Regions from separate parts of the Mus musculus genome. Here regions 2 and 3 are each linked to region 1. Evidence: chromatin loops called from intact Hi-C (ENCODE). Cell type or tissue: left cerebral cortex. All regions are shown on one strand. Links, peaks and the distances in the headings refer to the core of each region. The heading gives the core; the rest is flanking DNA.

Region 1 (10,708 bases), core at 2,479-7,478:
TGGTAAATCAATCAAATAAATCTCTTTAAGATATATTCATTCTACCATTTCTCTTCTTTTAGAGAATCCTAATACAGTATCTTTAATTCCAAGTGTAAAAACTGCAATAAAATTTTCTTTACTCTGTCATTAAAGTTGATACTTAGGGTAGTGAGATGACTAACTCAGTAAAGGCACTTATGCCAAGCCTGACAGTGTGAGTTCAACCCCTAGGACCCATATGGTGAAAATAGAAAATTAGCCCCTGCAAGGTGTCCTGTTACATCCACACTCAAACTGTGATATGCACACACACACACACACACACACACACACACACACACACACACTAAATGTAATTAAAAATAAAAAATATACTTGCCAATATCCTAAATAACCCTGTAACTCCTGACTTTTGCTTTCATTGTACAATTGCAGAAGAAACCAAGGTGCACCAACTTTTCAACTGTATTTGGCTAGCCGATATCCATATCAAACAATACCCACAACAACAAGAGTAATGTTTTGTGATCCATAAGCATCCTTCAGGAGGAAAAGCCATAAGATGTATTCATGGAAAGGACACAAAATAACCTTCTGATTGGGTTCAAAATATAGCATTGCCTGAAGGAACATGAAGGAAATTTCAAATCATGGAGATGCTAAAATATCTGTTAAATCAACAAACTAGAAAAATGAAAGCAACGGGCCATTAACTAATATGAACTCCATGCTGTACAGCATCTCTTCTTGGAAACTTTCCAGCATTCTGACATACTATCTGTGATAAGGAGAGAAGACCCACATTGAACACAGGTAGCACCATCCCATCAGCTCAGGGCCCAGACTGAATAAAAGGGAAAAGAGATCTAAGTGGATGAGCACAAGCATTCCTCTTACTCCACTTCCTGTCAGCTTGATGAACCAGCCACATTCCTACTGTCCAGCTGTGAGTCGCTCGAACACCATGCCTCCTCCACCAGGATGGCCTGCACTCCTTCTAACTGTGAGCCAGAATGAACCTCTACTCACTTAAGTGCCTGTTTGATCCAAGTGAGGGAAGAGTAACTCCCACTGTTCTTCCCCATGATGACAGTGTCCCATCTGCACATCACTAGAGTCTGCTCTTGGCAACACGCTATGGCTTTGACTAACTGTATTCGTATTTTCTAGTGTAGAGTTCTTCTATAGTGAAACAACTAAAGTATTTGTGGCATATCTTAAAGAAGATTAGGGAAACAAACTCTAATTCAGGAACACCATTTTATCTTCAGCTTTTCAAAAAATAATATTGTACATCCTATCAAATATGTACTATTCATTTATGGGACACGTCTTTTGTGAAGACTTTCCTTACATATTACAGATACAGTCATAATAAAATGAGAAAACATTTTTAGCTTGAGGGTAGGTGGTAAAGCATTTTTAATTAAATTATTTTAGATGTGAAAAACAACTTTTGCTTTACATTTTTATTAACGTGGAAATGGATAAATATCATTTTTAAAGGCAATATCATTTATGTGAACTGAATCAAGTGTTGCAAAATGTTCTGCTTGTCATTGCCAGCTGAATGGGGGTGCACATATGTATGTGTATATGCATTTGTGTATGTGTGTGTGCACGTGCACACTTTAGGTCTATGCATATGCTTAAAGATAATCTGCTATCATACTATCAGATAGAAATAGTCAACATGAGCAACAGGTATTCAGAAACCTTATCATAGAATTGAGTGTGCTCTGCAACAAAGACACAGAAAACAAAGGTGGGAAAGGAAACCTTTAGAGGAACAGAGCCTTTTGTGACAAGAAGTCAAGACACAAATAATGCAATAAGCATTCTTTTTGTTTTTATTATCACAGAAAATAAAATGTTATGCTGATCTCAGCAGTCCTGGATAAAGGCAAGCTCTCTGGTCAAATTATCTGTCTCTGCACATAGCTTCACGTAATCAAACACTTTGTGTGCTTCTCAGAGGAGACGAACATGTAAAACCCAGAAAGAGCTCCCCTCAAATCAAAGTAACGCGCTGTGATAGCCTTCCTAGTTCTGTGACTCATATCTATAAATATGAGTCCTAGTAGCTCAGATCTCCCTACACTCCCAGTACATTCATTATTCCAATCATCCCCTATCATCTTTGCCTAGAAAAAAAAAACAAACAAACAAAACACAACACAAACTATTAGAAGGGGAAATCATAGAGGAAGAAAATATATTTTGATTCTCTGTCTTATAAGACCTTCATTAAGACCAGCTATCTTTAAAGAATACACAATAATCTAAAGGAAAACACTAAGCCTTTACAGACAAAACAGAATGATATTTGAATTGTAACTGGTCTTACCTTATTCTTGTATCCTGTCATTATCTTAAGGTCACTCACACCAAAATTTTATACCTAGAATCTTCTTAATGATAAGTGATTTTTCCACTTATCCAAGAATATGTATTAGCTATTGAAATTTATTTAATCTGTCCAACAACAGAGCTTTGAAACTCCTTCTTTTGCAAGTGTACCCAAAGTATCAAGATTTTATTGGTTTTCATATTCATCACAAGGTGGTTAGTGGGAGGCTGACAGAAAAAAAACACACGTGTTCATATGAATATCACCATTTTCTTGCGATATGAAAATTGGACTCTTCCCAAACAGCAGAAAATCATAGATAAAGCATGTGTCCCCAGGGCAAGAAGCCAGCGAGCTTGGGTATTGGTATGTTGACGCACAGGGTGCTACTCTCAACTAAGGCACTTGAGCAGTTTCTGAATTGCTTCAAGTCCACAAGGTGCACCACGGTAAAGATAGTGATGTATAACCTATTTATCCAGCAAATCTTTTCCATAGTAACAAAAGAAAGTGCCACGAAAACCTGGAGCTTTTAAAATTCTCACTGGACATAGCTCGGCTTCCATTCACTCTCCACAACAATACCCCAAAGAAGCGCATCAGAAAGGACAAAAGATCTACAGAGCCATTCTCTGTTAAGTTTCCTGTTTCCCTTTGCACCACTTGGTATAAAACTTGGGCATCTCTCTGTATTCGCCATCTACTTCACTTCCTTGTGCGCCAGAAGCCAGTTCCACACCTGGATAACTGCGACACTCACCATGTGAGCGCAGGACCCTTCCAGAGTCTAAAGTCCCAGCTCTCCACTTCCTTCAGCAGGAAAACAGTGACATCTCTCACCCAGCAGCGCTGGGCTGGGGAACCAGTACTAAACCCAACAGTTGCTGAGAGTCTGATTCAGGTTTGAGCGCATCCGCTTTAAACACAAGACAAAGGCTGCACTTGGTCTTTCCTGGTGCGCGCCCTTCCCTGGGTAACTGGTACTCTCTTTCTCTCTCCAATCCACCCTAAAGGAAGTCACTGAAAGGAATTGCTTTCAGAGGGGTGCGGCTGCGGGTGTAAACAGCGCTGACTTGTAATCCACCAAAGGGGAGCTACCAGGACAGCACCCCGCTGGGGAAGCCTAGCAGAGAAGCCTGCTTCTAGCGGCTTGGGTACCAATTTAAGCAGGGAATCGGGACCTCCTGTGCTGAACCCACCTGGGCAAAGTCACCTGCCGCCTGGGCTCCAAGCTACTGTTGTGCCAGGTCTTGTGCTCTGGAGCACGGACAAGCCTCCCAGGACCACAAGCCAAAGAGGACTCTGCCCAAGGCTGATCAAATGGTCTTTACAATCACTCACCGGGGAGGGTAAAGTAGCTCAGGCCGGCAGGCTGCGCGCAGCCGGCATCCCAGGGCAGTGGCATCCTCCCATCCTTTGTCAGTGGCTGGCGGTGCACTCCTCAGCTCACAAACGTGCAGCCCGGTGGCAGGCAGCCTGGCTCTGGCTCGGCTCCCCAGCCCTCTTTCCTCCTCTGAGCCTCCTCCCCTTCTCTGTCCCCCTCCACCAGCGGCACTCACTGGGCTCCCATGATGTCATCCAGTGGAAATCTGCCATGCTCAAAAACTGGAATAATCCAGCACTCACATGGGGAAAAGCAGAGCAGGAAGAAGACACAACGGAGTCTTTACTTATTCCTAGAACCTAACAAGAACCTGTTTAGCTGGAGTCAAGGACAGGACAGAGTAGAGACTTCAGAAAAGGGAAGAGTGGGATGCACATGGTGGAGGCAGAGCCTAGATAAAACAGTATTTTCTGTTCTGGTGACTTTTAAATCAATATCTAAATTAGTGGTGAAAGGTAAGGGTAAGGAGAAAGTTTTCTTGTCGTTTTTGTTGCTGATATCCTTCTCTTGGCTTCTCGGGAGCTGAGGTTCTGTGATGATCCCTGTGCTACAGGCAAGAGAATGAAGACAACCTCCTGGAACACTGGAGCCTGGTCTTAGCAGAAAGTTCCTCCTGTCAGTTCCTGCCTTGGTGATGCGCAGCAAAAGTTAAGAGGTGATGAAGGGTGGATGATCTAAGACAGGAACACTGGAAGACCACTCCTCTGGGATTGGAAGGCACCAGCAGAATTTCGGGCTACCTTGGTAATACTCCCCTTCCATGCAATCACCAAAGACTAGAAGGTACTCTAGGGACTAGGGAACATCCTAGGGCAGCCTCTCTTGGCTTCCCCAAGGGTTGCCATCTAGGAGGGACACAAGTCACATAGTGTTTAACAAAGGTGTGATGTTGTTGTTTAATGTTCTTTATAACATTCGTAGGAGTTATATTACGGGCATCAAATTGGCCAAGTAGCCTTAATACTTTCAAAGCTCCATCAGTATTAATATACAAGCACAACCTACAATCTGAGCCATATGCTTACGTGAATCTAGAACACACATGTATCAGAAACTCTTGCTGTTAAATATCAGACCCCTTGGTGCTAGAGAGATGCTGGGTGGTTAAGAGCACTGACTGCTCTTGTGTGGGTTCTGGGTTCAGATTCCTAGTAACCACATTGGGAGGCTTACTGTCCTTCACCACACCAGTTCCCAGGGATACAATGCCCTCTCTTGGAATCTGTAGGCACCTGCACATTTGATTCATAAATAAGCATTCAGATGCACACACATATGTAAAATTAATAACTCCCAATAAAACAAAAAAATGCAAGACTCTAACATCTGAGTTTTTTTTTTTCCTCAGCTATCTATGCTTCAAGGAGTCTCTTGACTTTTGCAGGATAACTTGCCACTTCTAACCCCAGGAAGACATTGGAGAACAGCAGCAAGCAGTGTTGACAATGAAAGTGTACCTCCTGGGCACAGCATCTAGACTCTATTCTGTAGAGGTACACCTGCTGGAGTAGCATTCATTACAAATGTGGGTACAGTTAGAAAGTCAGTATCTTTTGTAAAGAGAAAGAGGACTCCACATAGCAGTAACAGTAGCAACAACACTGAAGCCTATTCCCTTTATTAGAGAGGTTAGTTCATGTATTATGAAATTTAAAATTCAGTAAGGCTTCTCCCAGCAAAAGACAATATATTACCTGTGAAAAAGCCATACTGATGTTGGAGTAATAGCTCAGAGGTTATAAGTACTTACTGCTCTTGGGAAAGACCTGGTTTAACTTCTAGCACCCCCAATCACCTATATCCCCAGCTCCAGGGTACCCAATGACCTCTTTTGACCTGCACAGGCACTTGGTATGCTAATGTATACATACATACATGCAAGCAAAACACTCATAGACAGCAAAGAAAAACAAGCTTTAAAACAAAATGAGAACTTATTTTAAATAAAATATCCAAAAAAGTCTGTGATGCATATAGTTTGGAAATAACATAGTAAGTCTAAAAGGGTTAACTTTCACTTAGTCATTTGCAAATTGGAATATTTGAGGTACAATAGGCATCTTTAACATTTTCATTTTATAGCTATATGTATCCAATATCTTTGCTAATATCCCTACCTTTTAAATATAACATTGATAATTTTTTAGGAATTTCGTACATATATAAAATATATTTCAATCATAGTTACTCTACCCACCCCTTCTAACTCTTCCTAGATCTCATGCAACTTCCTTTTCCAGATTCATTTGTTTTTAAAAAGTCCAACTAAGTCTAATTTATGCTCATGGGTATTCTCATGGTTAGCTGGCCAATGGAGTCCAGTCAACACACCAGGGACCACCCTCTTAATGAAAATTGATTCTCCCTTTCCTGGAAGCCATAGATCCTCAATAAATTCTCAGCTAGAGATGGAGGCTCATGTTCACTTCTCCTAATTCTAGAATGTTGAATGTGGTTGGTCTTGTCTATGCTTTGTGGTTGTCACTACAGCTACATTACAGTCAATGGGTGCAATAATTCTGAGGTGACCATTAGAAACTTTTGTCCTGCCCGTCCCTGACAACTTGCTCTTACCATCTTTCTGCCACTGTTTCATAATATACCCATAAACCTGAGTTGAGCTAATGTAAATGCCCCATCTATGACTGAACTCTTCACAGACATTTGTTCTCTGGGCTTTGACCAGTTGGGAGCCTCTGAATAACCAGTGTCCTCTGAGCAAACATGTTTCTCTAATGACGATCAAGGTATTCACTAACCTGTGGGCACAGAGATGCATATTTAGAAAACAGTTTGATGCTATGTATACTTAGCAAAATTCTAGTAGTGTGTTTATAGTACTAACCATGAGTTTACACCTAAGGAGTGGGTTCTAAATCCAATCAGAAAGCCGTTAGTTATCCTTATAATATCTGAGCCATTATTGCACCCACAGGCACGCTTTTCCAGGCAGATCATTATTTAGCTCATAGAGTGCACAGCTAGATGAAGCTGTGGCTGACTCTCCTCACTCACCAGCCTACGGAGCACCTTCTGGTACTATGAAAGTTGCCCAGAGAAATGAGCTTTCAAGTTGCTGTCAGCTTGATTTCTTCAAGTCGTGTGACCAAATGTACGGTTTCTTTATCAATATGGTCTTACCATCAAGTTTTGTTGGGCAACCAACAGTGATATCAATGATCTACATTGTTTGGGGGGGTCTCTTGGATCCTTCTGATGAACAACTTTAAGGGGAAGGATCTGAAATCCAGTGTGAGGATTTTTGTCAGCCATAACTTTTAATGTTTTGATCTTAAGATATTAATGTATGTGTATCTCCTAAATTCAAAAGAAATATGAAATGCATGAGCAATTTCTAGAAACAGTTATTTTTCTAAATATCAAAATAGTGAAGATCATTGTATAAAAAGTCAGAGCAAGCATGAAATAGGTTAATGAAAACACTGAGTGATAAGAATTTGGGGTATAGACGGGCTGTAGTGGCATACACCTTTAATCCCAGAACTTGGGAGGCAGAGGCAGGTGGATTTCTGAGTTTGAGGCCAGCCTGGTCTACAGAGTGAGTTCCAGGACAGCCAGGGCTACACAGAGAAACCCTGTCTCGAAAAAAAAAAAAGAAGAAGAATTTGGGGGTATAAGTAACAGCTGTCTTTGAGATGAGAAAGTATTCCAGCTGCTTTATAAACATAATTAGAAGTGCTCATATAAGTACATTTTAGAAGGTCAAGTTGCAAACCCTGCCTCATGGATTGGTTTTCTGATGCCCCATCTGTCTTCATTTCATCTCTTTACTTTGCTCTGCCTAAGTATTGTTGGAATGAGTGCACAAGTACAGATACAAACTAGATCTGAAGACAAGAATAACCACACATACAAAAAAATTCCTTCTTAGCCCTGCTTTAAAAATAAAATAAAACAAAAAGCCCAGCTCCAGAGGCAAGGATCTAATACATTAGTATCTTAAAAATTAATACATTAAAAAAGCTATGCTGACAAAAAGCCTAGTACCAGATTTCAGATCCTTCCCCTTAAAGTTGGTGGTCAGAAGGATCCAAGGACAGGGAGAAATATCTGTCCAATTAAGAGCTCTGCATGTTCTTCTTGAAGACCAGTGTCTGACTCCCAGCACCAGCTTGCCAGCCCATAACCATCTGCAATTCCAGTCCCAGGGGTTCCACCACTCTCTTCTGCTTCTTCTGGCCCTGTATGCCTGTGGTGCACAGACATATAAGCAGGCAAAAGACCAATACACATAAGATAAAATTAAAAATATTAAAAAGATGTTAGCAAGCGAAGAAGCAAAAAACTGTAATCAGTGTTGGCGACAGATGTCTGGACTGAGTGTTTTCAGGTTCTTGACCTCTTATTCAAGCAACTGAAATAAAAACAAGGATTTCCAAAAGTAGCAAGGAAACTTTATTCAACAATGGTCTATGCCAGAAAGAAATACATTAGTTACAGAGCCCTAATTATTGTCCGAGGCTTTCTTATCTGGGGCTAATGAGAAGTAAGAGTTTGGTTCCTAATGGCTGTAATGTAGGTGCTTTTCTATTTTGATTGACAAATTAACAGTATAATCATCTATCTACTACACATGTGCCTTTTCATACTGCATCCAATTTTAAGCATATACACACAAATTACTTCTAGGCATGAGATGATAATTAATGGATTCTCCTTTTAAAAATCTAGGCAAGCACTATTTCTTTTGAAACAGAATCTCATTGGGTCATCCAGTCTAGCCTAGAACTGACTCAACATCCTTACCATAATGTTAGAGTTGCAGGAGTACACTGCCATGCTCAAGCTAGCCTGTATGTCTTACTTACAAAATAAGATGTATCCATATATAATAATTTATTTGGTCCCAAAGAAAACTCACTTATATGATTCTGTACTTCTTAGAGAAATAAAAATGCTGTGTTTTGGCATGACCTTCAATCTTTAATAGCTGAGCTTACTCTATACCTCAATAAAAAAAAACAAAAACAAAAACAAAAACAAACAAGCAAACAAACAAAAAAAAACAGTTCCTGTTTTGGTAAAAGCTAGACATGTGAGAGTGCCTATAAGCCCAGCACCCCTATAAGGAGACGGAGTGAGTCCCCAAATACCCAGCTATTTCAGTGTGTGCACAGTGGGAAAAACCACAAAGAGATCCTGTTTCAGAAAAGGTGAAAGGTGAGAACCAACACCTGAGGTTATCCTCGACCTCCACATATGAACCATGACACAGATTCACATACATAAATGTTCATGCACAGATATGTACACACAGCTACACATAGACTGTGAACATATACCCATGTTCTTTCCTAATCACAGTTGACCTACTTCATCTTTGCCTGAGAAATAACAGTTTTCATTCTGGTCTTTGTATTTAAATTTCCTTATAATGCTTAAGTGACATTTGAGAGTTTAACAACCTTTTGAGACTTTGATCATTGTTTAAAGGCAGGTGTGGTGGTGCATGCCTCAGCAGTTGTAAAGCAGAGGCAGGAGGATGTCCAGGGCAGTTTGAGCTACATGGCATGATCCAAACTCAGTTACATAGTGAGGCTCTGGTTCAAAAAGCCAAAGGGAGGAAAAATAATCTACTTTTTTTAGTGTATTAAGACTTTTTTTCCAAATGGCTGGCTACAACCCACTAAAAAATAAAATATTCAATTATTAGATTAAAAACTCAGAAGTATTCTAATTCATTACAAAATTTGCATCCAAAATCATAATAATCCTAACATATATTCTGATCTTGTTTAAATGATGACTATATCAAACGTTGACACTGAAAATTTAGAATGACTGTACTAACTCAGCCTCAATTACTGATGCTCTGCTATGCTGTTTCCAGCATGGTGCCTGGTTTTCTTCACAAAAGTAGCCAGTGATTTGGAAGAAAGGAAGGGGGAGGGAGAGAAGGAGGGAGGGAGATGGAAAGGGAGAGACAGAGACAGAGAGCTGAAAGATCCAATATTTTCCCTTATATCTTCTGGTCTTCCAACAAATATAAACTTTTTAAGCTTTTGCTTTATTTTAATTAATAGCTTAACTTATACCTAGTAATTTTTAAAACAAATTTTTACTGGAGATGATATTGATTAATGGGTAAACTACTTGATGTATTTGTCCTGAGTTCAACTCTTCACAACCCACATAAAACTAGGTATGGTAGTGTATGTGCAATAGACACCATATATGTCATGGTGCACACATTCCCGTATGCTTATAAAAAATACATCAACACAGATGTGCCAAGGAATAACTTTACAAACTGTTGATATATCATAAATAAAATGAGAATTTATATTGAAAAATTCATGTAACATGCCAAGTGGTGTGCAGTATTAATTATACATATTAGTCTGCATTATCTCCAATTTACCTGGTGCCATGGCTATCTTAAGAGACATGGGAAACGATACTTAGAAGAATTGCAAACAATGTCCACGGAACTAAACTAGCAACAAGTCAGATATAAGACTTGATTCTCCAAAGATACTCATCTGAAGCCTGTCTTCATAACAGCAAGTCTTAAGATGAAAATGTTGGGTGGGAAATAGTGGTATACCTTTGTGATGGCCAGTATCATCAACTTCACAGGATCTTGAGTTACTAGGTGACAAGTATGCCCGTTTGAAGCATTATCTAGATTGGGCTAATTGAGATGGAGAGGCTTGTCCAACTGTGGGTCTCAGCTTGATACCCCTAGACTAGTTTCTCAGGAGAAATATAGTTGAGCACAAAATTGTTCTCTTGCTTGCTCTTTCTCATCTCTTCCTCCTCTCTCTTCCCTCTCCCTCCCCTCTCTCTTATTTCTCTCCTCTCTTATTTTTCTCTCTGTAGATGTGTTCCTCTCTCTTCTCGCTGTGCATATGTGCCCCCTTTCTCCCTCTCTTTCCCCCACTCTTGTCACTCTCAATGATATAAGTAACTATTACACTGCCCACATTCATATATTTGTTTGTTTATATTCTATTTGGCAAATAATTTAC
Region 2 (10,708 bases), core at 3,232-8,231, 820 kb before region 1:
CACTGAGTGACAGAGAGCTACTGTCAAAGATAAGTCAGAAAACATACCCAATGCGAAGCTGTCCTTTAACAGTACTAAGCTTAGCTATCTATGTGGGTCACTGATAACTAAACCCTTATCTGTGAATGCTGATAACTATTTGGTTCCTTTGTACAAGACCTACAGTTGAAGGGGCAGTGTGTGAGTGTGTGTGTGTGTGTGTGTGTGTGTGTGTGTATGTGTGTGCGCATGCGCATGCACATGTATGTATGTTTGTATGTATGTATGTATATAGTTCCTTCATTTCTCTGGATAACAGGGACAAGAGGAAAGGGTTTTGTACCACAGAACTGCAAGAAAACACATCCATAGAAATTGAAATGGAACCAGGATGAGATAGGCTATATACCCAATGTGGCCTGTGTAGTATTCAAGGAAAATTATTGTGTTGTCCTTTGAGGAGTTTGTCCAAGGGTTAGTTGAGGCTGGAGTTATTGCTGTCTGGGTGAGGTAAACGCCATACTGTAAGCAGTGATCTGTAGAGAAGTGGTTCAGATGCCTTGATTGAATCGGGAATCTGTGTTTACTGATGCTGAAGGTTCTTGCCTGCAATCAATAAAGATGCCAGTGGCCAGTTACTGGGTGAAAAGAATGAGACAGGGCTTTCAGGTTCCCATAGGCTAAGAGAGAGGAGAGGGCAGGAAGAGGAGGATCAATACACTTGGGACAGAGATGGAACAGATTCGGAGCTATAGGGGAGATCTTCCAAAATGTAGGTGGAGAGGAAAAGTGGCCCATGGAAGGGTAGCCTGAAAGCATCTTGGGCAGAAAGATCAATGGGCATTACAGAAGGTAACCAAGCAACTAGGCTGAGGGCAGAGTTAGAGATGTTGAGCTAGTAAAGGTAAGGACATGCTAGCCATGGAAGGCTTAGGAGAGCCCAGCCACAGAACCAGTAAGGCCGGTTAAAAATGAGCTAATGAAAATTATATGCCCTAGTACAGGGGAATGCCAGGGCCAGAAAGCAGGAGTGGGTGGGTTGGGGAGCAGGGTGGGGGGTATAGGGGACTTTCGGGATAGCATTTGAAATGTAAATGAAGAAAATATCTAATAAGAATAATTATGAAAAAAATGAGCTAAACTTTATTAGAGTAGTTGAGAGTCTCAAATCAATAGCCTTATGTTGCTACTGGTAGAGACAGAGACAGAGAGAGAGAGAGAGAAAGAGAGAGATAGAGAGAGTGAGAGAGACAGAGAGAAAGAGACAGAGACAGACAGAGACAGAGAGAGGCAGAGAGAAAGAGACAGAGACAGACAGAGACAGAGAAACAGTGAAAGACATAGAAAGAAAAAGACAGACTCTAGTAAACAGAGAGAGAGGAGACATAGAAAAACAGTGAGAGGGAGACAGAGACAGAAAGAGACAGACAGTAAGAGACAGAGAGAAAGAGACAGAGAGACAGTAAGAAACAGAGACACAGAGAAAGAGAGCAACAGAGACAGACAAAAAGACAGTGAGACACAGAGACAGAGAAACAGAGAGAGAGAGAGAGAGAGAGAGAGAGAGGTGGAGGTGGGGGTGGTGTCAAGCACAGGCACTCATTGCTCTTTGCTTCTTTGCTTCCTGGGTGTGGACACCATATGACCAGTCTCATCCCATTCCAGCTTCCCTGCTATGCTCGATTGTATCCCTGAGAACTGTAAGCCAAAATAAATTCTCCCATCCATGCTGTTGTCAGTTTTTTGTTTCTGTTTTTGTTTTGTTTTGTTTTTGATCATAGCAGTAAGGCAAGTAACTAATACAGCTAGGAAATGCAGCCCTGTAGAGGGAGCTGCTTCTCCGTGCACACACACAGGTCTTGCTGAATTTGTCATTTGTCATATTTGAAGATTTGTAATGCAGTCCTCTGATCCAAGTGATGTTAATCGATATAAGGATTTCTGGGGTCAGACTCTAGCTCTGCCACTTAGGACTGCATGTCTCCTCCAAGTTATTTTACCTCTCTGTTTTTTATCTCCTCATGTCCAAAGAATTGACAGGAATAGCCTGCTTTAGTCAACAGAGGATGTATTTAACAAATTTAAATGCTGAACAGTACCAGTAATTTAGAACAGATCTGGTGAGCATCCATCAGTTATCATAATGTGGACTCTGTAGCCTAGCATCCAAGTGGACTTAGATTGTCCTCTCCTTCTGCACTAACTCAGAAGTATAGTACCATCTCTGAGGGAGATGTGGGCGAGATCTGATCATGCAGAATTAAGTCACCAACCCAATCTATTTTGGGAGAAGGAATAGATTTTTTTTGAGTGTCAAATATCATAAAAATTAATAGATTTTTCTTCACTATAGGGACAAAGATAAGAGAGGTAATAGGCAAGTTGCTTTGCATACAGTAGGTGGGGTTATCTACAAGATTATATAGTGATACCTTCTTTTTCTGTTAGGAGTGAATAGAATATACTACAGATTATCCAAGATGCCCCATTTTATGTTTTCTTTTACTGAACGGTTAAGGGACTCAATCATACCACGTTTGGAAATAAAGTTCAATGGTAGAGTACTTCCCTAGCATGTAGCAGGCCTGGAGTTTGAGTCTATATGTAAGCATATATCCCAAGGCATCGATGTGACACTTGTGACAAGGTTGTATCACACATGTGAAATATAGAGCTTGTGCAGCAGTGTGGTGGAAACATCCCAGATAAGCTATCCTGATGACTACCTCGGCAATTGCACAGCTCCATAGCTTTCTGTGGATGAATGAGACAAGAAAATGCTCTTCTTCTCAAAAGGGTGGTCAGTGAGAATCTTTGTAGGACCCTCTTAATGTGAAATTTCTTAAACTGTTTGAAGCTCTGAGAGAGAGAGAGAGTATACTAAGAAGCGCTGTGTTACAGCACTGTTGTGTTAAAGCAACAACAATGCTCCTGCACTTGAGACAGAGAAACGAGGAAGTGAAAAGAGGCCAAATGCAACTTGTCACAACACCCAGCGGTTGCTGGAACACCATTTTGTCACGGGATGAGCTGTGGTTAGTTAAAGCAAGAGCAGCAAGCAGGCTCTCAATGGATAGGATGGTTGAGTTTGTTTAGGGCATGAAGGATCTGGAAGGTGTAGGTTAGAGGCGTAACTCAGTGGGGCCATGAGACACAGGCTGTGTTGTAATGGTGCAGAGGGGAGTGCCAATTTGTAGATGAGAAACCATCTAAGAGCAAAGCTAATGAATGGAAGAGTCTAAAAAAAAAAAAAAAACCCAAAACAAACAACCCCATATACTGTAGAGGATACCGAGCAAGAGAAAAGAGCAGAGAAAGATCTGGGTTTGGAACAGGCTGCCTGCTGTTATGAGAGAGCACAGGTCAGATACACACATAGTCACACTTTACGTAGCCACTGGAGCTGATATGGTGGAGACCCCAGAATCTGGGGTGAAGCAGACACTGACAAAGAGCTTTATCTAACCTGGGGCAAGTGATCCACCCTCCTCACGTCTCAGTTCCCTCTTTGGTAAAGTTGAGGTGGTGGTGGTACCATCTGAGCTGTTGGGGCTCAGACCAGCATCTCACACATGCTGATCACATATTCTACTACTGGGCTATATCTACAGACCTGCAATGCTGTCTCGTGTGTGTGGATGAGGTTGTGTCTTATATTACCTATATATAAATAGCACACAGTAAGTCAGCTAGTGCACCAGGGAATCCCAGTTGGCTTGTGAAACAAAATTCCATTACCTCCGTAGTAGGCTTTGAACAATTGTATTTGTTCTTTGAATTTATTTCATTGCAGCTAACATGATTTGCCTGGGTCCCCACCATCTCTTTCATTTATACCCATCATAATTCACATATTTATATAACCTGCTCCATGTGTGTGGGCAACTGAATTTGTGAATCTTCAAGTGACCGAAGAACCTACTGTCATTAAGCAAAGTTTGTCAGGAGTTCAGAGGTGTGTAGGCCTCCAATTCATTCTATGAAATGGCAGAACAGTTGTATATCACCTATGCATATCCTTCTGTATGCTCTCAGTTATCCTGAAATGAATTGCAGTACCAAAAAAAAAAAAAAAAAAAGGATGTAAGACTGTAGTTTCCAGGGACTAACAGCAAGAAAACACGGGAACATGATCAACGTACAGGTGTTCTTTTCCTCTGAATAATTCAGATACACAATTGATGGGATCTGCAGATAAGAGGATCTGAGCATTGAAAACAATGGTTCTGAGCTGTCAACTTTACCTAAAGTTTCCTCTCTAAAGTATATATAAACCTACAGTATATATACATTCACCTGTAAGTGTGCACAAACCTGATTCTAGATTATAAAGACAGCTTTTCTTATTATGCCTTTCCCCTTTTCTCTCCTTTGTAGAGGAGGAAAGCGCAGCAACATTGTCCACTAGAGGGTGTAGTGGTACTATGTAGATGATTTGTGAGCAGTATGTGTGTGTGTGTGTGTGTGTGTGTGTGTGTGAGTGAGTGAGTGAGAGAGAGAGAGAGAGAGAGAGAGAGAGAGAGAGAGAGAGAGAGAGAGAGATGTATTTTTCATAAATCTATCTTGAGGTGGCAGTAATATATGTGACTTAGAAACATCTGCATGAATCCATTGGGTAAGCAGTTAAAATGGTGAATTCCTGGACTGCATCATGGTTTCATGACTTGGGGGGTAGAAACCTAGGAATATGCATTGTTACCATGTGCTGCAAATGATTTTTGTGTAGGGTAAAGGCTGAGAGTTGCATCCCAAAGAAAGGAAGTGTTTAAGGAAATATTTTAGAGAACTAACCAGACACATAATCATAGCTTCGTATTAGTGATCCTATTCCTCCAGCTTTTTCATATTCTCCTGCAGGCTACCTGTGTCTGAGCTGCCATTATCATGGTAAAAACACAAATTAGTTAAAGATCAAATCAACAGATTAAACAAAGTTTCTTTAAAAATATTGGCTGTCCTGCTTTCTCCCAGAGGTTCTGCCTCAGGCCGCAGGTAGATTAGAAACTGTGTGGTGCTGTGTCCATGGGATGCTTACTTACGCACAGCAGATGCCTGTGTGTAGGCACACAGGAGAAACTGGATCGCATTTCTAACATGCACAGTTTCTCTTCCCTGTGGATTTAAGGACCCTTGGAATAGACACAGTCATGTGTCAGTTGACCATACTCCCCTCTGGAAGTCCATCTCCCATGTTGATTTCTGCCATGCCTGTCTCTTGTTCTTCTTTAGTGATTTTCCACAGCATCTGTGGGGGCTGCTCTGTGGTCACTTGGTGGTCATAACCTTGGATGTAGAAGAGATTTTCCATTTCCCAAGCAGACTGAAAGACTAGGAGTATTCGGAGACTGTTGGTTTCTTGGGGAAGATATTTTCTATATTTGCTGTAGCTGGGCTGAAACTCTGAATGTAACCAAGCTGGTCTCAAACTTGAAATAATCTTCCTGTTTCTACTTTCCAAGTACTGGGATTGCAGATATGTACCTCCAGGCCTGGTAAGACATCTATCTATCTATCTATCTATCTATCTATCTATCTATCTATCTATCTATCTATCTATCTTTTATTATTATTGTGTTACTTTTGTTTGTTTGATTTTTGAAACAGAGTCTATCTACATTGGCCTGGCTGCCCTGGATCTCACTGTATTGAGCAGCCTGGCTGCAGACTCACAGAGATCTGCCTACCTCCTGGCCCAATTTAAAAAGATATTTTAAACTGCTCACTTTTAATACCTCATTTTCTAGACAAAGAAACCAAGGCTTAGAACATGAAACTAAGGTGACAGATTTTTTTTTTTTAATTCAGGAGCTAATGAAGAAATATCACAATGGACAGGGTTGTTTTAGTTGATGGAAAAGAAAATCACTGGTTGGGGTGGCAGATGTGAAATTTGGAGTGTTTATTAGATTAGGAGACTGTGTAATTGCACATCAATAAGAGATAATAGGCTTTGATGTTATAAGCTCTTATATTGCTTTTCAACGGCATTTCACTGTTGTTAAATATCATTCTAGAATATTCCTTTAGATGGCAGCAAAGAGAAAGGAAAGTCTCTTTATCCTCCCTACACACACTCACAATAAGCTCAATTCTATGGACACTCCTTTTGTCTATGCTTATTTTCATGAATCAAAAACATTCTTATCTACCCATCCTGTCTGGACTCAATGCTACCCTCACATCTCAATATTGCACAGAATTTAGAGAGTTTATTTATTTATTTATTCATTCATTCATTTTATTTTATTTTATTGGTAGAGAGTCTTTTAATCACTTAAGATTTTGAAATAAATCTGCAAATGTTGTGTTGGATCTTAAATGAAGCTAGTTCAGTTTTAATATGTCACTTATTGATTCAGGTTTCAGATCTAGTACCACTTTTAAATGAATAGTGTCTCAGTTAACATGTCTAAAATCAGTTTTAAAAGTATTTTGATATGATGTGTGACTTATTTATTCTACTCTCAAACAATGCACCCCTACTGGAATGAGTTCCACTTCTCAGGGCTGATTCTCAGCTCACTTGGTATTAGGAGTGGTGGTTAGTAATATTGTTCCTTGACAGAATGCAGGATCACTAAAGAAACAAACTACTGGGTGTGTCCATGAAGGAATTTCTAGATCATGGTAACTGCAGTGAAAATACCCACACTGAATGTCTCTGGCATCATTTCGTAGGCCGAGGTATTAGACTGAATAAAAAGGAGAAAGTGGGGCTGGTGAGAGGGTACAGATCACCTACTGCATTGACTGAGCAAACTCACTGATCTGAGTTCAATCCCTGGTCAAAGGTTGAAGGAGTAAACAAACTCTACAAAGTTGTCATTTGACCTCTACAAATGCTTCATAAGATACGCATGCATGCATGCATGCTTGCACATAGATGCTCATGAGCACGCGCGCACACACACACATACACACACACACACACACACACACACACACACACATGCTCTCTCACACACACACAGAGGCATGCATGTATGTACACAGGCATTCACACATGTTTGCATTAATAAGAATGCAATTTAAAACTTGATTATTCTTTATTTCTAGGAATGTGACTGACTGACTTATGCTCCCATTATCATGCCTTCCCTATCACCTTCTCTCTAACTTCAACTTATGAACCAAAACAAACCCTTCTCAAGATGCTTATTTTGTTGGAAATGGTTGTCTTGTCACAGCAACAGGAAGAGTGACTAATTAAGTGGGAGAAAAACGGGAAACGCTCACTTACATATGGGACAGACACTTTTGTGCTAGTATTGGCATCATCCGAAGGGGAACTCTGTTCCATTCTACCATGGTCAAACTCTTCAGGGAGAAATTGGTTTATAATAAGGACAGCCCCAGGAGGCCTCAGGATCTAACACAGGTGTGAGGAATGCCAGAGTGATTTCTCTGGGACTTAGAGAACTTGTGCCTAGATACTCTCTTTCCTATAATGGCCCCTTAGGCTTGCAAATTCCTGTGAGGAATTTTCTAAGACCTGGCAACATTCCCCTTCAATAACAGCTCCACTTTTCTGTCTAATGTTTAAGAGTAATCTTGGGGGCTAGGATTGTGACTCAGTGGGATAGCATTGGCTTGGCATATACAAGGCCCTGGGTTTAATTCTCCGCATGGAAGGTATAAAGGAGAAAAATAATACTTACTCGAGGAACACTTATTTTAAAGCACTTATTTAGTAGTTTATTACATTCTGTTCTTTCCAATTAGAAATTTTATGAAATTAGGTTAACAGTGTTTCCTTCTCTATGTCATTCATTCCTACTTATTACTACGGTTTACTATTTATTAATGAGTTTATTCAATAAGGAACTGTTTTCTCTACTGAAGCATTAGCTGTTGTAGATCACTAGATCCCATCTTGGTGGGAGAAATTACTGCATAGTCTGACCTTATTCTTATAATAGTTTTTAATTAAAAGAAAGCAAAACAAAACTAGAAAATCCCCAAAGATTTGTGTATGGTTGTCCGTGTTTAATCGCAGCAAACTCAGGAAACTGAGGCAGGAGGACTGCCTCAAGTTTGAGGCCAGTTTGGACTGTTATATGAATTCTAGATCAGCCTGGGCTACATACAGAGTGTGACCCTACCTCAGAAAAGCAACCTATCAGGGTGAGTGAGATGGTTCAGTAGGATAGGGTGTCTGCTGCAAAGCCCAGTGACTGGAGTCCAATGTCCCAATCCCACATGGCAGAAGGAGAGAACTGATTCTCATGGTCATTCTGACCTTGACACACGTCCAACAGCAAACATGTGCACATGTGTGCAAGTACACAAACACACACAAAATTAAAAACTAAAAAAATGGTAACCAGTGAAACTAACAGCAAACCACCAAAGAGGCAAAGTTCAATTACCAAGTTGAAAATGGAGCATGGTTCTTTGACATTTCTTTGTAAGTATCTCTGTTCTATTGAAGATCATAAATACCTTCTGATAGACTGTGATACAAGGGGAAGGGGCAGGGAATTTTAGAATATCTTAAACTGGGTAGTACTGTGTGGAACAGAGATTTGGCTGAGGATGTGCCTGAGAAGAAAAGGCCCAGGAAGAGGAACAAGTGTGCAGATGGCCATGAATGCCTTTGCTACTCAGTCAGCATCAAGGAGTACAGAGTTCAGGACTGATGTCGCCTGGCTAGTGGCCAGATAAAAGTGGATGGTATTCCGGGATGTCCTTCATACAATTCTTCTAAAGAAGTTTCACAATGACTACGTGACACAGAAACCGAAACCATGGGGGACACAGATGTAAGCTGACCTCTTCTGGAATAAAGCATGCAAATAGTATGTCTGTCCTTCCTTCTGAGGAGAAGAGGATGGGGAAGCAGAGGGAGGAGGCACAGCTGGGAAAGGTGGCAAGCCCTGCTTCAAGATGGCATTTTCTTTTTGCTGGTGCTGACCTCACCAAATGTGAGGTGAACTCTACAACCTGACTAGTCTCTAAGCTCAGAGTCACAGGAAGAGATGCAGGCCAGCCTGGATGATCTATGCAGAAATAGAAAATAAACTTCAGGCACTTGCAGGCGGGAGACAGGGATGGGAAAGTCTCAGGTCATGCTGGTCAAATGTGCTACAGTCAAGCAAATCTCCAGTTACATTGAACATGGGTTCTCTGGGTCATCAAAGGCCATTTGTGCAGCTGTGAGGGTGATGGGGACAGGAGGGGGAAAACTTCTAACTCCTACAGTATTCCCGAAGAGAGGATGTCCTGATGTGACAGTAGGTCTGCTCAAAGATCACTTCTGCTTTGGAGAACACGGATACTCCTAACGGGTAAACTCCCCTAACTTCCTGTCTTCAGACTAAGTGCATATTTTTAACTGCTCTGAGCCCTCTCACTTCCCTTCTTCTTATTTGTGAGGACAGAAGGTCCCTGTACAGTCCAAACAAACCATGCCCTTCAACTATTGACCCAATACTACTTTCCCATTTATTTTTCACTTGTCTCTCTTGGTACTGACTTCGCCTCTATCATGGAAATTTGTGTCTATGTCTTTTACAATGTTATCATTTTTTTTATCAACTGCCTATTCACTAGAAATAATTTATAAAACATAGAAATGTAAAACAGATAAAAATTACCCCTAATTTCATCTGCAATCTTTATCTTTGTATGTACATTCGAATACGCTGGAATATAAGCAATTCAAACCTTTTAAAATATTCTCATAACTCTGTGTCTCTTTGTTTTGTTTTCTTAGCACTTGAAGGATGGGGTGGGGATTTGGGGAGTTGCTAATGATTCAGAATGTAGAAAAAATGGTCCCTTTGACCTAAGAAGAGAGCAGAGAACTGCAGGAGAGAGTGAGCATATACACAGAGGGAGGCAGTGGTCAGAAGATGATAAGGAGGATAAACCCTTGCAGAGACAGTTGCGTAGGAAACAGTTGGAGAACAGACCAGCAAAGGACCACTCTGGGAGACAGTGTTAAGAGATGATCAGGGAGGAGAAACAAGGGACAAGGGACAGTAAGGCAAAGTGAAGAAGAAAGATAAATATGTATTTCATTTCATAAACAGAATCTACATTTAAATATATACAGATAGCTATGTGATAAGAGATCTGGAGGGGCACAACTGGGAGGGAAGAGGATCAGCAAGACAAGGAGGAGGGATGAGGGCAAGTAGTGAGGAGAGCACGTGCAAGCTGCAATCAATGGTTGGCGTATATGCATGGGAATGTCATAGTGAAACTCAGCATTTTGTATGCTAATTTAAAAGTTAATAAAAATTAAAAACAAGATAAGGACAGGATCTGCACAGGGCTTGAATCCCCTCTCAAAGACCTCCTGTCCTTTCCTAAGACTATTGTGTTGCGTCTCAAGCACATGGTTCCTCATTCTAGCAGAGCTCAGGAATGGAGTCATCCACTGGTTGTCTAACAGAGTATTTCCTTCCATGTTAGCATGCTTCTTCAAGTACATCTCTGCATGGCCAGGATGACACACCCTTTTATGATGCTCTAGGGCCTTTGTACATCCAGAGGCCAACCTGAACTATCTAGAGGAAGGCTTTGGAGATACTATCTCTATTTCTTATAAGGACATGCAAGAAATTAATAATGGGATCTACCTACCCATGCTTTCTGCTTGGATAGACAACAGCTTTATCAAGATATAATTGCTACATAGACTGAATGTATCAAATTGTAGACATTTATAGTTTTAACCTGTTTACTCACTTGTGAACATCAACACAGTCTGTTAAGCTAAACT
Region 3 (10,708 bases), core at 3,122-8,121, 460 kb after region 1:
CAATACAAATCTAAATGTACAGCAAAGGATAAAAGGACAATGAAATTTTCCTCAAGGGGTAATCTTCCAATTTAAAAAGAGGTGAAAACATAAAGATCTTAAGATATATCTTCCCTGTGATGTCATTCCTTGGGAGCTGTGTCTGTCATTTTCTGAAAACTAATCAACATTAGACAAGGCTTTCCAAAGGCTTTGCTTATGTTTAAATATCAGGAGTATGCCAAACATCACAGAAGCCATTGATGCTACTGTATAAGATCTACTGAAACAAGAGCTTAGACAGAGGAGCGATGCTTTCAGGTGTCCGTCCCAGCTGGCCACTTTTCAAGTCCTAAGCAGCGGAACCATAGCCTGATTGGTATTCGAATATCCAAGGGAAAGGCTATCTTGCTTGCTGTTCAGGAAAGCCCTTGAGAAAGGAGCAGAATAGAAAGAAGAGTGCTTGAAACAAGGAAGAAAAACCAAGGAGGATGGAGATATCAGGGTGGGCTACTTTTTCAGAACAAGCTTACATCATTCCATTTCTTGACCAGTTATAAAAGCAGTCCTAATTGGTCTCCTGCCTTGGCCGGAACACCCTAACTTTGATTCACTCTTTCTTGTCTCTAAACCATCCTACATGGGGTAGCCAAATAATCACCACAAGTTACATATCACCATGGTAGTTTTCCTTTGTCAACATCCTTATATTCTAAAAGATACTGTGATCTATAGATCCAAAGTCCTCAATCATTCCACTCCTTTACACAGGGTTTATACACAGGGTTTTTAAAACAGGTCTTGCTGTGTAATTCCCTCTGGCCTGGAACTGACAGGAATCCTTCTGCTTCAACTTCCTAAATAACCAGATTTCAGGCCTGCATTGCCATGCCCACCCCTCTCATTTGTGCAACAGCTCAAATTCCTGGAAATCAGCCATAGCATCTTCTGCCTTTCCACTGCCTACTCCCTGATTGTCACAAGTTGCTACTGGATGCAGACATTTACAAGTGCTACCTTTTAAGAAGATAGATGAGCTGAAAAAGCCATTCTACTTACTGTCTGTATGACAGAGGGCTGGTTGTTAAGTCTCTCTGTTTCTCGGTCTCTTCCCTCAGAAACACGGAGAAATGACAGTGTTCCTGTCACTGAATGTGCATGTAAATTACACAAATTAATCTGAATGAAATATTTAGAACAAGCTTGAGTGCTCTTGACAATGCTGAACTCAGTGCTGTGTGTGTCATGCATGTGTCATGCATGTGTCATGTATGTGTCAAGCATCATACAACACTCTACAGAACACTAACAGGTCTTTTGACTGCAATTGTCAGCTAGAATTAAACAATAATGTGGCCAAATGGCAGGGGCTTGTAATCAGCACCTTCCTTATTAAATATTTTTTAATTACTTACTTGTTTTGTTTGTGTGTATATGTGAGAGGGCATGAATGTGTATATGTAAAGGTGAAGGGTTCTCTCCTTCTACCATATGAACCCCCAAAGTCAGGTCAGATTTGGTAGCAAGAGCTTTTACCCTCAGAGCCACCACACCAGCCTGCAAACTTTCTGAACTAGTAAAGGATACTTACTTTTTAAATTATCATGTCCAGAAACTAAATTCTCATCTGTTTTTTTTTAACTCACCTAAATAAAAGAAAAATAAAACAATCTGACAGGAAAGAAACAGCTGCCATAAATGGTTCTCTCTTGTACTTCCTTGGAGTGTTATGCAAGCCCTACATGCCTTCTGATTGATCCAATCTTCTCAGAATTATGAAGAACAATCCTCCAGATAATCAGTCACTTGGCTTTCTCACCACTGGGAAATTCCAATTTATTCCTAGGGACAAATATCACTCTCAAACTTTTCTAATGGAAGAAGGCATCAAATAATAAAAATGGGTTAATATACACATTGGCCCCCCAGTGTTAGCAATTAATTACCTTTCCCTGGCCATCCCCAACTTGAGTGACTGCTGTCTGCAGCTGCTACTGTAAATCTAGATAAATCTATCTCATCCTGATTGTTCTTTTGGCTCTGACATTTTTTATTAGTTCTTTGAGAGATCATACAATGTGTTTTGATCCTACTCACTTCCTCCCCAGCTCTTCCCATATTCATCCCACCTTCCCCACTCAGCCAATTGTGTATACTTTTTTAAGCCTCCAAGAGCAATCTGTACTGCCTAAATACTCCTAACTGTGTGATCTTCCGATGGAGAGTCATTGACTTACCAAGGGTTCTATATATTCACTGATCTCTAGACTTCTTGCTTGGCTTCCAGCATCTATAATGAGTATATCCAATACAACTACTGCTTGTTATCCTTGGGCTAAATTCATATATTTAAATCTATACTTTTGAACTTGGAAATAAAGATAAGTGACCTACAGTAAAGAAAGTAAAAGAGATTCATAGTAGGGCATGTTGTCTGTTACATTCTGTTCCCTTCCATACTCCTCAGAGGCAATGAAGACTCCCTGCTAACCCTAGCATCCTCTCAAGTAACTTAGCTTGGTTCAAATTTGGTTGCTTTTCAAATAGCATGACTATTTTTAGGTATTTTTATGTCTAAAAGTAAAAAATGACATCCCCCATGGTAAAGGCACTTGTTGACCTGATGTGATTCCTGGGAAACAAGGTGAAAGGAGACAGCCAACTCCTACACATTGTCCTGTGATCTCCATATGTACACCATGGTGCATGAACCATATAAAAGCACCCACCATAAATAAATGGAATTATATTTTATAGCCATGTCCTATATCTACAGACAGCACAACTGACCTATCAGCATCATGCATCTTTAAGAAGAAAATGCAGTCAACTTCCTACTGTGTGACAAGATCTGCTCTCGAGTCCAAACAGTCCCACTGATATCAGATCCAAGTTTGATACTCTCCTTCCCCTAACTCTGTTACAAACATTAGAAGAACCCAGTGATTATCCAAGCATCTCAAACTAAAGATGGAAATAACTAAAATTAAGTAAGTGTTAAATATTACCAACCAAAGTAATTGAGTACCCTTAACCTGAACTACCTTGTCAATCCTGATGCCAGATAGGCAGATATCTTTTCAATGCCTTTACCAATGACTTTCTATTCTTTCCAATCCTTGATGTATGAATCTTTTTTTCTTCTGTCAAATCTGGCTATCAATCTTCATTCTCTAGCACATATATACTTATTTCAGCACCTGACCTGACAGGTGCTAAAAACCAAAAAGTCACTGCAAGAGCAGGATGAAATCTTAACCACTGAGCTACTTCTCTCTCTCTCTCTCTCTCTCTCTCTCTCTCTCTCTCTCTCTCTCTCTCTCTCTCTCTCTTTCTCTCTCTCTCTCTCTCTCTCTCTCTCTCTCTCTGTGTGTGTGTGTGTGTGTGTGTGTGTGTGTGTGTGTGTGTGTGTGTACATGTTCAGGTTGTATGCCTGTGCATGCTCTCCATGCTTACGTAGCAAGCATTTAACTTTAGCAAGCAGAACATGAATAAGCCATAGTCCCAGCCCTCTCCTTCAGAACTCCATGCATCCCTTTGCTTTCTACAAAATAAGAAACTTTTATAATAGTTCCACTTCAACTACCTTTTAAAAAGTAGGAGATATAAAACTCCAGTCTCTTTTCATGGCTTGATCTCAAATTTGACAGAAAGATAAGCCAATCCCTCACTTCAAGAAAAAAAAATCCAACACATCACTCTCACCAAAAAATAAAAATTGGGTGTGAATTTTTATAGCCAACCAAATCAAATTAAACATTTGTGTCCTATCTCTCTGATTTATCTCCCAAGAAAGATCTAGCAGTCTTAATAAAAACAGCCACTAACTTGGATTTCATATGATTTGAGTGTGTCCACATAGCTCCCAAGTGACAAAGATATATGATTTGGAGATATTTGTTCTAAAAGGAAAAATACACCATGAAAAAGAACACTGAATGTGCTTGAGGCAAGACCCACGGTCAGCTAGATGGTGGGAGATGTATACCATCAGGATCCACGCTCACCCCCTCTCTTATTGATATAAGACTCCTACGAACTTGCCCCTTCCAATTTCACTCATGTTCTATGTCCCCCTGTGAGCAGCCATGTTGGCTAAAACTAAAACGTCACAATGATGGATCACAACTAGATGCTCCATCTGGGGTCGCCTAGATGCCTGTGATCTATCATTATGTGAAAAATTCCCTTCTCCCTGGACCTGGGAAAGATAAAGAAGATAAAAGTCACACATTATTGTATGTCCTGTTTTAGCTAAAGAAACATGTAGCCTTCTTTAAGGCATCATGGGACTCAGTGGGGGCATGTGAGCCCATGAAATGAGCAAACTAAAATCTTCTCAGCCCTAGGGCTGGTTCCTCTTTTGTCTGGCTTTTCAGGTATACAATTGTGCCCCAAAAAAGAAACACCTAACACCATTTAACTTAAACTCTACTTCATATCTGTTCCCTTTGTGCTTGAACTCTTCCCACATTCCTCCTCTTCCGCCAGAATCACCCAGATCCTAATCCACAATGATCCCTTGGGTTCCTTGCAAATGGTTCCATTTCATTTCCAGCAGGAGCCCTGGGGAAAGGCTCAACTCTATTGCTTTATCTCCAGTGAATATCAAATCACATTTCACCACATAAAACTTAGAGAGACTTTTATCGGCTTTATTAAAGCCGTAAATTTTTATTTTAAAGCCTGCCAAAGCCTGTGCTCCTGGAATCCTCTAAGAACAAATTAACTTCTTGTCCTTGATGCTCAGCTTAGTCTTCCCCAGCCAGTCAGACAAACAGGATGCTCCAGGAGCAGCATGTGGGGAATTGGCCTGTACTTCCAGATAGCTCAGTGATATTTCTCTTTATACTATCTAGGTTCAGACTGAGCAACATGGTACAAATCAAAGTAGAGAAGCAAACAGCATGTCTAAAAGCTGTAGGTCACGCAACATTGTTGGAGGCTCTGGTCTCATAAACATAGAATAGCTACTTTAGATTGCTTGCAGTTTTCTACCCAGGAACTCCAGCTACATGCCTGCCACTCCTGTTCCTTGTTCTGATCTCTCCTACCTTGTTGTAACATAGGCAGACCCATTCTGGACTGGATTCCCCGATGCCTCGCTCCTTCTTACCCTTAGGTCTTCTTGCAGGGTCTTTCCCAGCCAATGAGACTCCTGAACACAGAAGGACATACTTTTTTGAAGGTATTTTCTTACCTTTTGAGTCTATCATAATTTATTCTCTTTATCTTCTTTTCTGTCTTCTGAAATTCAATTTTTTTTTAATTTCAATTTCTCTTCTTTGGGGCTGGACAACTGAAGAGATGTGGTTGAGATCACTTGCTGCTCTTTCAGAGGCCCTGTGTTAGGTACACACAGCACCCATATCAGGTAGCTTACAACCACTGGTAACTCTAGTTCTGAGAAATCAGATGCCCTCTTCCATCCTCCATTAGATACCCACACACATGTGGTATACACTCACAAAGACAAATACATATACCCATAAACAAATATCAAAATAAATCTTAGCCAGGCAGTGTTGGTGCTCACCTTTAATCCCATCACTCAGGAGGCAGAGGCAGGTGAATCTCTAAGTTCAAGGCCAGCCTGGTCTACAGAGTTCCAGGACGGCCAGGGCTACATAGTGGGACCCTGTCTCAAAGTACAAAAAAGACAAGACAAGACAAGACAAGACAAGACAAGACAAGACAAGACAAGACAAGACAAGACAAGAAAATTTTTAAAGAAAAATTTAAAAGTCTAAAAACTTTTAAAAAGATTTCTTTCACTCCTGTTTCAGTGTGTGAGTGTCTGTGTGTGTGTGTGTGTGTCTGTGTGTGTGTCTGTGTGTGTGTGTGTGTGTGTGTGTGTGTGTGTGTGTGTGTGTGTTGCATGTGGATGTAATCCATGAGTGTACCCACTGAAATCAGAAGAGCGTTTCATCTCCTGAGACTGCAGTTAGTGGTGGTTGTGAGCCATCTGCTGTGGGTTCTGGGAACTGAACTTAGCTCTTCTACAAATGCAGCAAGTACTCTTCACCACACCCACTTCTCTGGGCCAAGTCTCTCTTTCTCTCTCTCTCTCTCTCTCTCTCTCTCTCTCTCTCTCTCTCTCTCTCTCTCACACACACACACACACACACACACACACACACACACACACACACATCCTGGTCTCAATGGACCCTAACCTTCTTATCCCCTTCAAACTTTGCGCTCTCCTTCTTTGCCTCCATCTCACCAGCAGATGATGCTCACCATCTTCATCCTCGTGCCCTGGCACCTGCCCTGGCCTTCTGACCCTGAGAAGGAATCGCTAAGGCAGCTCACACTGAGAACAAAGTGATAGCAAGTTACCAGGAAAGGCAGAGTGTGTGTGCTATGGTGGTGTTCTAAGGTAGCCAAACAATAGCTGTGTGGCTATCATAACCCGCCTGTCCCACCCATATATTATCCGTCAGCCTCTTATTCCATTTATTCAACTAGCTAGCCAACATTTTAGAAAACTGAAGCAATTTTTTAAAAATCTAGATAAAATGTACTCCTAGTTGACATTACAAAACCAGAGTTCTTTTTATTTTTTTATTATGTCTATTTACTGATTGTGTGTGTGTGTGTGTGAAAGAGAGAGAGAGAGAGAGAGAGAGAGAGAGAGAGAGAGAGAGAGAGAGAGAGAGAGAGCACCACAATACATCTGTGGCAATCAAAGGACAACCCCCAGGAGTTGTTTCTCTTCTTTCTAGGTGTCAAACTCAGACCATCACGCTTGATAACAAGCATTCCTCCCTAAGGAGAATTACCATTCTCCCTACCCCCAAAAAAAAACTATAGTTATGAAGCCTAAATAAAAATCCCAAATGCATGCAATTTCTTAGTATTACTAAAGAAATAGACTATGTCATCAGCATGGCCAGCTGGTGATGATGAGAATGCCCAACATGGAGATACTTTCTTCTTTGCTAGTTGTAGATGCTAACACTGAGAGCACAGAGCAGTGGGGTTATGTGTGTATCCCCTAAGCCTTTGCTTAGGTGCTGTCGGTACCCAGACACCACACGAAATCTGTGAGTAGAAAACATTCTAAACTATCAGTTGAAGCTGGGCATGATGACTTCTTCCTGTAACCCGTTCAAGAAGAGGCAGGAAGATCAGGAATCCAAGGCTAGCCTTGATTACAACCACGAGTTCAAGGCCAGCTGGAGCTACATGAGGCCCTGAATCAAAACTAAAATGAGTTAACCAGTATATAATGCACAACAAGCCATGTTTTGAATTACATTTAAAAGAAAAGTGTGGGCGGCAGAGCTGCTGGCCTGCTTTCTTCATTGTCATACATTACAGCAGAGAGCGACTGAGCCAACTCTCACTAGATAGTTCCGAGTAAATTATTAAATGGAATGAAATCCTGGAGGTCCTCAAAACCAGGTTAAATTTGGGACTCTGTCTTGCTATTAATCAGAAGTCATTGCGAGGCTTTCAGCCAGAAAGCTATATGATTTGGTTCCGTTTAAAAGCCCATCTGGTGGCAGAATAAGGAAATACAAAAGCATGCTGGGCGAGTACAAAGCTGTGTCGCGTCGCTACGAAAATAGAGCAACTCTTCTGGCTGGAGTAGCAGCCACCGGGTTTGCAGGGAGGAGGGCTGATTTCACAGGAGTTTTCCAGGGAAAGCTGCTTTTAAACTTGGTGCAGATGACAACAAACGTTGACAAGCTGTGCACATGTGAAATATTTATGTGTGGCACAGTATAGAAAAGATTTCAGTTCTTGTTTTTTAAAGACTTCATGAAATTGTACAGTGTTTGTGAAGCTTGGCAGCTCCACCCACTTTAGGTGCTAGTAATAACACAATGTTCCTTTTATGGGTCGATCTACACTGTGTGTTCCAGTGTCTTCTTTGTGTATGTCTCGGGGGTTAGGGGAAAGGAGAGGACTTTAACATTTACCCTTTAATAGGTCACAACAAGGAGATGACTTGGTACTTGGACAAGAACACTGAGTTGTCAAAGGAGCTGAGAGGGTTAGAGCAAGGGATCCGGTGGTCAAGACATCGATTAGGCAAAGGAGTGGGTTTCACAGCAAAGACTGTGTGTGGGGTTTTCTGTGTGTTGATGGTGATCTGCAATACTGACGTAGATGTCTAGCAGGAATCTGGCTACTGAGGTAAGGCACTATAAGGAGAAATTGTTCCTAGAAGTTAAGACATAGGTTAGCAGTAGTTACAGGCTAACAGCCCAAGAGCCAAGTCTTGCCCTCGGGATACTTTTTAGCCAATGGGGAATTTTGAAATACTTTTTGGCTTAGCTGAAAACGTTTTCAAATGAGAGGATATCACATTTTAAAATTTAAAAATAAAATTTTATTTCAATGCCTCATGACAGTTGGAGATCTGGTAAGATGAAACCCGTGATCTCTCAAGCTAGTCAAGAGCAAGGTGAGTCTGATAGGAATGGTCCCAAGGTAGAACATTCTCTACCGGTCCCCACAAGGCCCTCATTCGGAGCTGTGCTCTCCGCACTGATGTTTACACTGGCTTCACGGCTATGTGGTTGCTCTCCTTGGAGAAGAACTAGGGGGAAATGAAATCTCTCTCACACTGCTCCCTCTATGGGGAGTCAGTTGGGAGTCAGAAAATTAAAGCTACTGAAGGATGAAGCCGTTCAAGGATCCTCCACTGCCGCATACCCTCCCTGTGTATCTGTCTGGTTCCTAGAAGCTGTTGGCTTTGGAGCCTCTGGCACAGTTTCAAAGTATAATCTGGACCACCCTTGTGATGATCAGCTGTGAGATTCACTGCCCAGAAGCGCAGCACAGATGGCTCTGTCTTGTAAGCTGACAGTGTTCCAGGGTCAAGCTAAGCTCTTCTTTCATCGTTTTCTTTAAGGCCATAGAAAGCTATGCCTTACATTGCACCAAATTGGTAGAAAGTAATTTATAATAAAAGTATATTGCTTGTATGCATCTACGCTAATGTCTATGATGATTAAGCTGTCTCCTGGCTGGTGAGGTGGTCGAGTGGGTTACAGCACTTGCCACAAGCCTGCGACAGCTAAATTCCATCCCCAGAGAACCCACAGTGTTGAAGGAGAGAACAGACTCTCCCAAGTGGTCCATGGAACTCCAACATACACTCTGCAATGCACATATGCCTGTACATGATAGATAGATAGATAGATAGATAGATAGATAGATAGATAGATAGATAGATAGATAGATGATAGATAGATAGATGATAGATAGATGATAGATAGATAGATAGATAGATAGATAGATAGATAGATAGATAGATGATAGATAGATGATAGATAGATAGATAGATAGATAGATAGATAGATAGATAGATAGATAGATGATAGATAGATAGATAGATAGATGATAGATAGATGATAGATAGATAGATAGATAGATAGATAGATAGATAGATAGATAGATGATAGATAGATAGATAGATAGATAGATAGATAGATAATAGATAGATAGATAGATGATAGAGAGATAGATAGATAGATAGATAGATAGATAGATAGATAGATAGATAGATAATAGATAGATAGATAATAGATAGATAGATAGATAGATAGATAGATAGATAGATAGATGATAGATAGATAGATAGATAGATAGATAGATAGATAGATGATAGGTAGGTAGGTAGGTAGGTAGATAGATAGATAGATAGATAGATAGATAGATAGATAGATAGATAGATAGTAAATTCCCTTAACAGTTTACCTGTAAGAAAGAATTCTAACTACTTGGGAAGCTGAAGCAGAAGTATCATAGTTTCAAGTTCTACATGGGCTTTATAGGATGAATTCAAGGTCATTCTTGGAAACTTAGTGAGATAATGTAGGGTAATTGGGGCCTATGTCCCGCTAGGGACCTCTCCTGGAGGTGTGACCTGGGAGTTTTACCCCACACTGGCATCAGGTGCTTATCAGGCTATGGCAAGTCGTTGGACACTGCTTGTGGGTGGAGGAGCATGGTCTGAGGTTCCCGGGGGACTGCCGGAGCTAGCTTGTGAGTCCCTGTTCCTGCAGGGAGGTTAGGTCATCTGGTTCTCAAGCTCTTGGGCACCCAGGCATCTCAGGGAGCCCCGGAAGAGCTGAGAACAGAGTGGGGCTCTGCAGGATGGATCTAGCCCCGAGTGGAAGGGGAAAAGAGGGGTGAGCTGCAGCTGGATCCCGCGGGGAGCAGTCATTGGTTTGTTCAGAGGGTGTCTTGGCTTGGTGGAGGGCGTAGCTGGGACTCTGAGAGGCCTTCTGCAGGAGATTAGAAGGTCAGCTCTTTAGGTGAAGGCCTACTGCATTGCTCCTCATGGCAGATCTCGATGAAAAGAGGCAGTCTTTGGTTTTAAGACATTTATTGTCATGGTGGAAAGTAGATGAGTAAAACCGGACCCCACTATCTCAGGGTAGGCCTAAGGTTAAATACCTTTTGCAGGTAGGAGTGCCTGGGAAGGAAAAGTTAATTGGCTAAGCCCTTCAGGCCTTTAGGTACCTTACTAAAATGGAGATCTGTCTTGAGCCTACATTAACTCTACATGTAGAGTTCACATCCTCTACATGTGGAGGGGCTTTGGACATTGTCTTTATGTGACTGAGAGCCACAAATGTATGGAGGGCTGCAGCCTTGTGTCAGGAGACTGGTGTCCAGGAACATAGCAAATCACCTTCCATCCCTCAGGGTCGCCGGGGTTTCCAGCCCGTGTTCAACCAAAAACCAGGCTGCCTTTTACGATCCT

The links. Hi-C counts contacts between places; a loop is a spot of excess contacts. Peaks named below come from ENCODE experiments on the same cell type or tissue, not always from the same donor. Only the 100,000 strongest peaks of a DNase experiment are listed, where the experiment ranks them.
Region 2: a loop joins it to region 1, with 5 times the contacts of the local background. A loop is called at or near these places in 4 of 42 quality-filtered maps.
Region 3: it touches region 1 in a loop (4-fold over the local background); 2 of 42 quality-filtered maps call a loop at or near these places.

Annotation. Positions count from the first base shown.
Region 1 is chr8:65,611,148-65,621,855 of GRCm38, reverse strand. Marchf1 (membrane associated ring-CH-type finger 1) reads right to left here and starts at 3,816. Exons shown (of 9, transcript NM_001293784.1): 1 at 3,674-3,816. In left cerebral cortex, for the core only: a CTCF peak has its summit at 4,938; DNase peaks (open chromatin) are centred at 2,749, 3,289, 3,865 and 6,725; H3K4me3 peaks cover 1,719 bases; H3K27ac peaks cover 1,815 bases.
Region 2 is chr8:66,436,654-66,447,361 of GRCm38, reverse strand. All of the region lies in intron 7 of Marchf1 (membrane associated ring-CH-type finger 1), which reads right to left. Among named protein-coding and RNA genes, the nearest start is that of Tma16, 45 kb to the left of the region's middle. In left cerebral cortex, for the core only: CTCF peaks have their summits at 4,358 (motif pointing right) and 6,004; DNase peaks (open chromatin) are centred at 4,390 and 6,041.
Region 3 is chr8:65,156,101-65,166,808 of GRCm38, reverse strand. No RefSeq gene overlaps it. Among named protein-coding and RNA genes, the nearest start is that of Smim31, 32 kb to the right of the region's middle. In left cerebral cortex, for the core only: CTCF peaks have their summits at 5,945 and 7,457; DNase peaks (open chromatin) are centred at 5,943, 7,451 and 8,036; H3K27ac peaks cover 801 bases.